2 separate regions of the Homo sapiens genome follow, and region 1 is linked to region 2. Evidence: chromatin loops called from intact Hi-C (ENCODE). Cell type or tissue: heart left ventricle. All regions are shown on one strand. Region 1 overlaps SRCIN1 (SRC kinase signaling inhibitor 1). Region 2 overlaps SRCIN1 (SRC kinase signaling inhibitor 1).

Region 1 (5,000 bases), 44 kb before region 2:
ATGTACCCCAGCTTCTCGTCTGCTACTTCTGCTGCTACACCCCTGCCAGGGTGTCCCTCAACAGACAGGGGCCTGGCATGGAATTAAGGCAAATACACATACCTAGAATCCCAAACTAGCAGGACAAAGTCGCCACCGGCCACTCCCTCTTTCCTTCCATGTTCTCTGAGAAAGGGGTCTCTTTCCCACCCCAGAGGGCCTCCAGAAGTCATCTGAGGCTTCATCCTAACTCAGTCCCCTGGCCCTCTGTCTGAGGTGGGAGTGGTACCTTGATGAAGGCCGAGTCCTTCTTGCTGGTGACCACCACCTCTCCGGTACGTGTGGTGGTCAGGCCATGGGAGGAGGGGAAGCTCCGGCGGGGAGGGGGCGGTGGGGGCGACTTGGAGGGCTTCTCTGTGCGGTATCGGGGCACGGTCAACTCATCTGCAGGCACCAAGGGGCTGGGGGTCAGCAGGCCTGCAACCTTGGAGTCAGTGCACTACATCTAACTTGAAGGGGATAAACCTTGCTTCTTCCTCCAGGGAGGACCAGGAGGAGGTGAGAGGAAAGCCTGGGGGCAAGAACACAGGGCCCCTCCTTCTCTTACCTCTCCTGCACACAAGCCCCAAGCCCTGTCCCTCTCCTGACAGCACTCTTGCTACTCCAAGTGTTGTCTGTGGACCAGCAGCACTGGCAGCGCCTGGCAGCTTGTCAGAACTGCAGCTCAGGCCCCACCTCTGGGCTGCTAAACCAGGATCTGGTTGAACAGATCCTGAGGTGACGGACACACATTCAAGTTAGAGAGGCGCTGCTCTAACCACCTCCTTCCCACTGCCCCTCACCCTTGCCTCGGCTCAGCTCTCCATCTCTCCTCCAGGGATCCTGGCCCCTCCCACTGGGCTCTCCTCTCCCCCAATTTGTCCTCCAGCCCTGCTTCCGGGGTAACCTGCAGAGAGGTCACTCTAGCCATTCCCCTGCCTTTGATCTTGCAGTGGCTCCCCATCACCCCAAACCATGTCCAAGCTCCTTAGGCCAGCACCTCTGCACCTGCCAAGCTTTCAGCCTCAGCTCTGCTTGCTGCTCCCCAGGCTGGACCCTGTTCAGGCCATGCCACACACACACCTTCAGGCGTTTGCACACGCTGTTCCCTCACCCTGGAGTACCCGCTCTCACTAGCTAGGGAAGTGCCCACTCATTTGCAAGATTTCAGTGAAAAGTCACATCTTTAGGGAAGCCTTCCTGCCCTCCTAGGGCCTCCGCCAGGACTGCACAGTACCGGCATTCACCTCTGCTATTACATTTAGCACTTGCATTCTATTTCTGGTTTACATACTAGGCATGGTCCGGCACAGATTTCTTAATCATTTTGAGCCTATGTCCTTCTCTGTAAAATGGGAATAACTACCGTGTCTGCCTCCTGAGCTTGTTATACAATTATAAGGATGAGGCCAGGCGTGGTGGCTCAAGTCTGTAATCCCAGCACTTTGGGAGGCCAAGGTGGGCGGATCACGAGGTCAGGAGATCGAGACCATCCTGGCTAACACGGTGAGACCCCATCTCTACTAAAAATACAAAAAAATTAGCCGGGCGTGGTGCAGGCGCCTGTAGTCCCAGCTACTCGGGAGGCTGAGGCAGGAGAATGGCGAGAACCCAGGAGGCGGAGCTTGTAGTGAGCCAAGATAGCGCCACTGCACTCCAGCCTGGGCGACAGAGACAGACCCCGTCTCAAAAACAATAAATAAATAAAAAATAAAAATAAAATTATAAGGATGACTACAGTAAAAGCAATGGAACAGTTCTTATCACAGAGTAAGTGCTTGATAAACACAAATGTCAGTGTTATTCCCCCCACTAAATTTTGAGCTCTTTTAAAGCAAGCCCTGTCTTATTTCCGTATCTCCAGCACCTAGCACACAGTAGGTACTTAACCAATATGCATTGCAGGAATGAATAAAATGAAGGAATGATGACTGCCACTTCTGGTCTGGATTTCTGCCACTCCCGGGACCGTGACTCAGGCTGGGGACCATGGGAACTGTGTCAGTATCAGCAGTATCAGCGCTCAACCCGCCCTCAACACAGCCTGGTTTGGGGCATGTGCCCAGCCAAGCCGTGGAGGCGGATGACTCTGCCTGGACTTGCTCCCTGCCTGGTCCTCTCAGTGGCTCCCTTCCCAGGACAGTGGGAAATGCCGGGATGGAGTCCAGCTTGCCCTGTCCTTCTGGGTCCCAGTCTCCCTTTAGTGGCAGCCGATGTCCCAGGGCCTCCCTTGTGTGGCAGCCCAACCACAATGATCTTGAGATCCCAGTGCCTCCCCCATCAGCCTGGGCTCCTGAGGAGGGCACTCCCCCACGCTGGGCTCCTTACCAGCCCTACTACTCCCCATACCTGAGCCCCTCCTCCCACTGGGCTCCGTTCGGGGGGCTGCCTTCTGGCCGTGGGGGGCCTTGGGGGGCTTGTGATCTGGAGTGGGGGCCGGGCCTGGATGGGCCTTGCTGGCACAGTCCAGGTCAGGGATGGCCTTGAGCAGCTCTGCCTGTGTCTCTTCCAGCAGCCGGTTGATGTCCTTGGCACTGTACTGGGTCAGGGCTGCCCGCTTCTCCTCCCAGTCTCGCTCTGCAGCCTTAACAGGGAGCCAGGAGTCAGGATTGAGGTAGCTCTCCTGCTCCAGGACCTCTGGGGCCTCAGCCTCCTCCCCCAAGCCACGTAGGCAAGGAATAGAAAACGAAGCCTCATATTTGATCCCACCTCCAGGAAGACACTTTGACTTCTCGTGGGTATCACATGGCATCCCCATGGGTAGGAATGCCACCCTCATTATATACTACATTCGTGATAAACTTAGATCTATTTCTGGGCATTCTATTGTTTCACTGACTACATAGTCTATTCTTGGGCAAACATCATACTGCTTTGATTATTGTAGCTTTATAATACGCTTTCTGTCTAGGAGGGCTAATGTCACCCTCATTATGCTTCTTAGGCTTCCATTAGGGCACTGGCCCTCCTCCCCCAAGGAAAAAGACCCACAGGATTGGCACTCCCCACTCTAGGAAGGATGGTCGTAAGAATGTGTGAACCTGGCTCATGGCCCCACCCACAATCCCTGGCCCCAGCACCTCAACAGACACAGCTTTGTCCACGCTTCTCTTGCCAGGAGTGTCCAGGCCTTTGGTGGGGTTGCCCCCCTTGGGGGTAAGAGAGGCTCCTTCAGCTGGCCCGCTCAGCTCATGCAGGTTCAGCGGGGGGCTGGGGGGTGGCATTTCGAAGTCCACGCTCTTGTTGAAGTCAGTCTCTGCCGTCACCTTCTTGGGGGACTGACTCAGGAGATTGTTGGGGGGTGGCCACACACCCTCATCCACTTGCCTGGGGTTGGGAGAGTTGGGAGCAGCTGTGAGGCCAGCAGGTGGTGACCCTTCTGCAGGAAGGCTGCTCTGAGGGAGGTGGGGTGGGAGGCAGGCTCTGGGATGCTGTGGGAGGGCCTGGGGAGGAGTGACTGCCCCTGGTATAAGAGGAAGCCAGGTCTACAGCATGCAGGGGTCACAGGGCAGAGCTGAGGTGCCAGTCCAGTCGGCACGCCAGTGACCTTTGGGGGAGTTGGGGTAAGGGTTCAGTATGACCTATGGGTCTGGGCCCGGTGTGTGAACCCATGGGAAATCAGAGGTCAGGGACAGAATGACCTTCGGATCTGGGCCAGCGTGTCCGTGACCCCGCGGCAGCGCTTGAGGAGCCCATCCAGGCGCTGGGGCTCCTCCTTCAGGAACTTCACCGCCTCCACCTCCACGCGCAGCACCACCCGCATCTTGCTCTGCAGGCCCGGGAAGTGAGCTGAGGAGACAGGAAGGCATGAGCTGGGGCCAGAGGGAGCACCACAGACTGGGAGGAGAGGATGGTGGCTGGAGTATGGCAGACTTCCCCACCCTGAACAACGTGCTGCATTCGCAGGCCCCAGACCCACCCTTGAGCTCTGTCAGCGTCTCCCCGAGCTGCTTCAGCACCAGTGCCTTCTCCTCCAGCTCAGGGCCGGGCACCAGCCGGTGGTTGTGGGACACGTCTCTCTGGATCTTCTCCACCGATTTCTCCAGGTCACTGCAGCCACAGAGAGACCCTTTCAGCCCTTTTGGCCTGAGATGCCAGCCCAGCCCCCTGAAATTGGGCAACTGGAAAGAAATCAGGCCACCAGTTGGATCGAAAGTAAAAGCAGGAGGCTGGGCACCGTGGCTCACGCCCGTAATCTCAGTACTTTGGGAGGCTGAGGCAGGCGGATCACTTGAGCCCAGGAGTTCAAGACCATCCTGGGCAACATAGGGAGACCTCATCACTACAAAAAAATAAAATAATTAGCTGGATGTAGTGGCAGGTGCCTGTAGTCCCAGCTACTCGGGAGGCTAAGGCAGGGGGAATCACTTGAGCCCAGGAGGTTGAGGCTGCAGTGAGCCGTGATTGTGCCACTGCACTCTAGCCTGAGTGACAGAGGGAGACCTTGTCTCAAAAGCATACAAACATAAAAGCCAGCCATCAGGCCACATACTCAAGTAAAATCTGCAACGCCAAATCTCAGAGATGAGGAGACTTCAGAAGCGCTCCCTAAGAGGTGCCCTGCACCATCTGCCCCCTTGGAAGCTCTGACCCTCAGCAATATCTGCCCGAGTATCTCTCATTGTAACTTGCATCCCCTGATTCTATTCTGCCAAGGAAGCAGAGAGAACTTAGTTGCCTTTCAAAGAACCAGAGGCAGAGCACGTGCCCCCGGGGAGGTCTCTTGTCTCGGGGGAAACTGCCATGTCCATTGCCCTTCTCTCACATGATCCAGCCACACAGCCTCTTTCCTGAGGGCCAAAGCTGAGTTAGATTTTCAGCTACTATATGCTGAACTTGTGTCATTTGAGACCCTACATTCTTCTAAATTGTAAATCAGATCAGGTCTTCACTTGTGCCATTGAACGCTAAATGGATCCCATCATCCTGAGGCCTAACATCCAAACTTTTCAATGCAGCCAAGAAGGGCAGGAAGGTGGTAG
Region 2 (5,000 bases):
GTGATTGTTCAAGAAAGGTTACATTAGGAGCCACCAGAGGTTTGACAGTGCTCTGGGAGATCGGAGGGGCGAGCCCAGAGGCGGTTGTTGGGGAAGGGCATTTCAGGGAGGAGCAGGAATGGGAGGTGATGAAGAGGAGCTGAGCCACAGAGGCAAAGGCCCACAGGGAAGAGGCCAGACCCAAGGTGAGCTGCTGGGGCCCCCACCTGGCTGCAGCACGGACTCCTCAGGAGGAACAGGGTTGGGGAGGAAGGTGATGAATCTCAGTGTGAATTCTCCATGGCGCTGGGCCACAGAGGAGCCCTGCTGCCAGAGTGCAGAGAGTGAGGAAAAGGGGCACGAGGGAATGGGGCAAGACCCATACAAAGCTTCAGGTGAAGGCGGAGGGGAAGGGAGGGTGTAGGGCTGAGGCTGCCCTGCTAGAGACTGGGACTCTCTCTCTGACCTCAGGCATGCTACTTAACCCCTCAGGTCTGTCGTCTCTTCCCCCACAAAACAGTCAGCAGCAGTGAGCTCACAGGACAGTTGTGAGGATGAAATGAACTAACACTTGTACAATGCACAACCCAGCATCTGGCTCCCAGGAAGCACCCAATAAATACTGGCCATCAGTGTTTTCATTATTACCAGTGATGATTTTTTTTCTCAAAACTCAGCAATGACTAAATGAGCCCCATCCCCTGAAAGCCCACAGAGGGAGCACAGGTCTCTTCTAACCAAAACCAGAGTCAACAGTGAGGGGCTGACCCCGGTGTCCACTACCATGGTAGCCTCCTCCCGACTCCCACCCCCTACACCCTCACTAGGCATTGCAATACTCCTTCATAGCACTTTTCCAAAACCCATCCACATCTTATTCCACTCTGGCTGGTAAAGCCAGGACGGGGCTGCTTCACCTTTTTACGGAGGCAGAAAGTAAGTCTTGTAAGGTACTGAGCTCCCCATCACTGGGGGTATTCCAGAAAAGGGTGGGTGAAAGAGAAGAACATTCAGGTCTCAGAGGCCCTTGCCCTGGCCCCCTCTGCCTGGTTCACTGCCCCTGAGCCCACCCTGCAGGCTGAGCCTTGGCCCCTCTGCTGTTTGTGCAGGGAAGCGGGGGTAACTCACGCGAGCAAGGAGGGAAAGGGCTCCAATCTCAAGTCTCTCCGCGTTCTCCTGGCTTCTCCCGGCAGCAGCCAAGGATGGGGGAGGGAGGGGAGCAGTGTCGTTGCTCTTTTAGGAAAACGGTAATTTTAATTAAGAGGCAGACAAATGAGCGCTCTGCAGATTGTCTCAGAGCAAAGTTATTAAAAAGCCATCAAGGCGGCGGCAGCCACGGTGGCAAGGAGAGCTGCCTCCCCCAGCTGCCCACCCAGATTGTAGCTGAATAGCAGTTCAGAGAGCTGGAAAAGGGCTGGAGGACGTGGAACCTGAAAATAGCCCCTCTCCTAAGAAGGCAGGGCAGCATCCAGATAGTACCCAGGGTACAGCCTGCCCAACCCTGGGCAGCAGGTGGGGACGCAAAGGGCACCTGCAATTAGGCAGCCCCTGCTGTGGGCCAAGTCTGGGCCCATCACTACTTTTTCTTTACTCTTCTCAACAATGCTGCCTGGGAGGTGTTCTTGTACCACTTTACAGGCACAAACACTGAGGCTCAGAGAGGGAAAGTGGCTCGTCCAGGCTCACACAGCTAGGAAATGGCTGAAGTGGGGGTTTGAACCCAGGGCAGGCTGACTCTCAAGTCCAATGCTCCAGGCTGCTGGTCCTGGGCCCAGATTTTGGGGGGCGGCTTCCCCTGCCCATACACCCTCCTCCAGCCGGGCTGTTTGATGTCCTCTGAAACAGCCTCAGGAGCAGCCTAATGATGTTGCCCTTAGCCATCAAGGTCACTAGGGACTTGGAGGCCAAGTAACTGCTTGCTTGGCAGGGGCACATTATGAGAGGACACTCTACAGGGACATAAAGTTACAAAACAGCTTCCAGCAGGGGGAACAGGGGCAGATAGACAGAGGACAGGCCCCCACAGCCAGGATATCTTCCAACTCTTCAACCTCTACTTGCTCAACACTTAAGCAAAGCATCCAGGAACCTATCTGCCTTGGTTGCTGTTAGACTCTGAGCCTAGCCCAGTGCCTGGCACAGAGAAAGTGTTCAATAAGTCTTTCCCCGCCGCCCCGACCCCGAGATGGAGTCTTGCTCTGTTACCCAGGCTGGAGTGCGGTGGCGCAATCTCGGCTCACTGCAACCTCTGCTTCCCGGGTTCGAGCAATTCTCCTGCCTCAGCTTCCTGAGTAGCTGGGATTACAGACACCCGCCACCACACCCAGCTAATTTTTGTATTTTTAGTAGAGACAGGGTTTCACCACGTTTGCCAGGCTGGTCTCGAACTCCTGACCTCATGATCCGCCTGCCTCGGCCTCCCAAAGTGCTGGGATTACAGGCGTGAGCCACCGCGCCTGGCCTTCAATAAGTCTTTATTGAATAAATGGATGAATAGATAAACAAGCAAACAATTGAATAAATGAAACGAGATCACAAGTTTGCATGTGACTGTAAGCTAAACAAAATGGTCCCATCTTCTCCCATCCCCCACCCTCTGGGCATCACTGGAACATGGGCTTCCCCCCATAAGAGGTGCCCCTTGCTCCTGACCCCTCTCCCCAGGCCACAAGCCCCCTCAGCAGAGGATTCCCGCCTCTTCTCTTCACCCCAGCCCTAGCTTACATGGCGGCTTTGCAGCCTGCACACACATGTACATGCACGCGTGCTTGTACACGCACACTCACTGACATGCACACACGTGCACATACAGACATGTTCTCTACCAGCCAAAGTGCCCCCCCCAGAGTCAGGTATCTGCTGCCCCCTCCCCTGGCAAAGGCTGGGCCCACCAGGGATAGCCCCCTCTCCGTTTCTGGCCCTCCAGGCTGGGGAGGAGCATCTGACTACGGAGAGCTGGAGAGCTGGCAGGAGGAGGAATCGTGGGGGGCCTCCCTCCTCCTGGCTTACTAACCTGGAGACTTTAAACAGAGGGAACAGAGTCCTGGAGGCTTCCCTCCCGCCGCACGCTGGAGCCCTGGGTGAGGGACAGGAAAGGAGGAAAGTCGTGAATGAATGCCCAGAAAGGCCCGGCTGCAGAGGAGCTGGAGAGAGGAGGGGGCCGGGGCAGGGGCTCCCAAAGTGGGCTAGGTCAGGGGCAGGGCCATGGGCCATGGGGTTGGGGGAGGTGAAGCAGGTACAGAGCAAGGCAGAGCCTTAGGAGCTCTCCCTTTGGGGCCCCCCAGGGCAGACAGGATAGAGATTGGGTGTCATAGGAAGAGCAGGGACTGAGGGGGTAGAGACACTGGTGGGAGACAGACAGGGGGACAAACAGCAGGACAACACAGAAAACATGGGGTCCCCAGAACTGGGTTCCCAGGACAGACAGCCAACAAGCCATGCCTGGTTCTCCACCCAGAAACAGGGGCAGACACTTTACTGAGGTGCCCAACCTAGACCCCAAATGATAGCCCGCCTGCCTCCTTCATGCCAGGTTATGCCATTCTGGAAGGTTGATGGGTTCAGGGTCAGAGAGGCTTGCCATCATTCCCCTGGTGACAACCCTCTCCCCAGCCTACGAGACCCCCATCTGCTCCACTCCCCACTAACCCTGAGAATGCCCAGCTTCCCCTGCCTGTGTTAGAGGAGACAGGCATTCCCCACCCAAAAGGCACTCATAGGTTCACACTGTGCTAGGAGCACAGACCTGCCTGAAGTCCTTCACCTAGCTACTGCCTCCACACCCCCAACCCTCAACCTGCCATGGCAGGGTCCCCTACAGCTGTCCACCATGCCCCACCCTTTAGAAAGGTTAGAAGTCCTTTCTAAACCTACTCCACCTCCCTCATGCTGCAATACCTATTAGCCTTTTACCCTGGGGCATGCAGCAGTTAAGACCCTTCCTGCCGGGAGACACTGTGGCCAGCACCCACTCAGGCACAGCCCTCCCTGGGCTGGCTCAGACCCATCCATACCCACAACACGTCTGGCTACAAGCATTCTCAGAGCCCCCTGCCAATCTCATGGTTCCAATTTTCCCACCGATTACCTAAAACATCGACATCCCAGGGAGAAACAGCTGTTGGGACACGGACTGGGAGAAAATATTAAGAATGCTCATTGATGTGTCTAGCCCCAGAGAACTTCCTGGATGAGGCAGTGGGAGGCACAAAAGTGAAGGCTTAGGAGCTCCAGCTTCCTTCTTACCACCAGCCCTAAGTGGCAGCTCCAGGGGCCCAGCCCCAGACAGGCTGAGGTGAGGATCTGGGTTTTCAAAAAATCTAAAGAGGTTTCTTATGTATGCCCTTTTCTCAGTGGAGAGTGGGCCCCATTCAATCATTCAGTCAGACAGAGGAAGAGGAGGAAGATAAAGATATGACTATTTATTGAATGTCTACTATGTGCCAGGAACTCTGCCTAAATTACCTCATATAATCCTACTACCCACTCTGTGAGGAAGCCAGTGTTAATGCTCTTGATCTACAGAGACAGAAACTGAGCTTCAGAAAGGTGAAGCAACTTGCCCCAAACCACACAGCAAATGACTGTCAGGGCTGCGATTGCAGCCCAGAGCTGTCTGACTGTAGACCCTAAGCTCTTGACCCAGGAGCTAAACTGTCTCCTATCCACTCCCACCCCTCTCTCAGTCTTTGGCTATCTTCCTTTTGGTGGCCTCTGGGAAGTTCTGCCTAAAGAAATTATCTCCTATGGGCAATAAGGTAGAAGAGAAGATTTCTCTTCGGCTCTGCCTCGTCCTAAGAGTGGGAGGCAGACTGTTCTAACCCCAGGCTGCCAGTGGACCAGGAGGGGGTGAGCCATCAGGTTAAGGAGAGAGGTGGGTCTAGGTTTTCCTGAGCTTTATCTTTAGGTGACTTCTGCCTCTCTAATAGCCCCTTCCTGCCCCTCCCACTTCCAGGAGAGAGGAAGCTCCAGGAAGCCCCGCACAAGCCCCTTCACGTTTTACCAACCAGAAGTTCCCATAG

The links. Peaks named below come from ENCODE experiments on the same cell type or tissue, not always from the same donor. Only the 100,000 strongest peaks of a DNase experiment are listed, where the experiment ranks them.
Region 1: a loop joins it to region 2, with 2.2 times the contacts of the local background. A loop is called at or near these places in 41 of 110 quality-filtered maps.

Annotation. Positions count from the first base shown.
Region 1 is chr17:38,548,788-38,553,787 of GRCh38, forward strand. It overlaps SRCIN1 (SRC kinase signaling inhibitor 1), which reads right to left. Exons shown (of 19, transcript NM_025248.3): 12 at 3,938-4,068; 13 at 3,660-3,807; 14 at 3,099-3,345; 15 at 2,368-2,602; 16 at 269-423. Among named protein-coding and RNA genes, the nearest start is that of SRCIN1, 55 kb to the right of the region's middle. RefSeq lists a silencer at 1,946-2,155. In heart left ventricle, no CTCF peak of the experiment used is centred here; a DNase peak (open chromatin) is centred at 2,085.
Region 2 is chr17:38,593,075-38,598,074 of GRCh38, forward strand. The region is part of intron 1 of SRCIN1 (SRC kinase signaling inhibitor 1); the gene reads right to left. It overlaps LOC124903992 (a long non-coding RNA gene), which reads left to right. Exons shown (of 2, transcript XR_007065741.1): 1 at 1-185; 2 at 472-626. Among named protein-coding and RNA genes, the nearest start is that of SRCIN1, 10 kb to the right of the region's middle. RefSeq lists enhancers at 1-207, 208-707. In heart left ventricle, no CTCF peak of the experiment used is centred here; no DNase peak of the experiment used is centred here; H3K27me3 peaks cover 4,225 bases.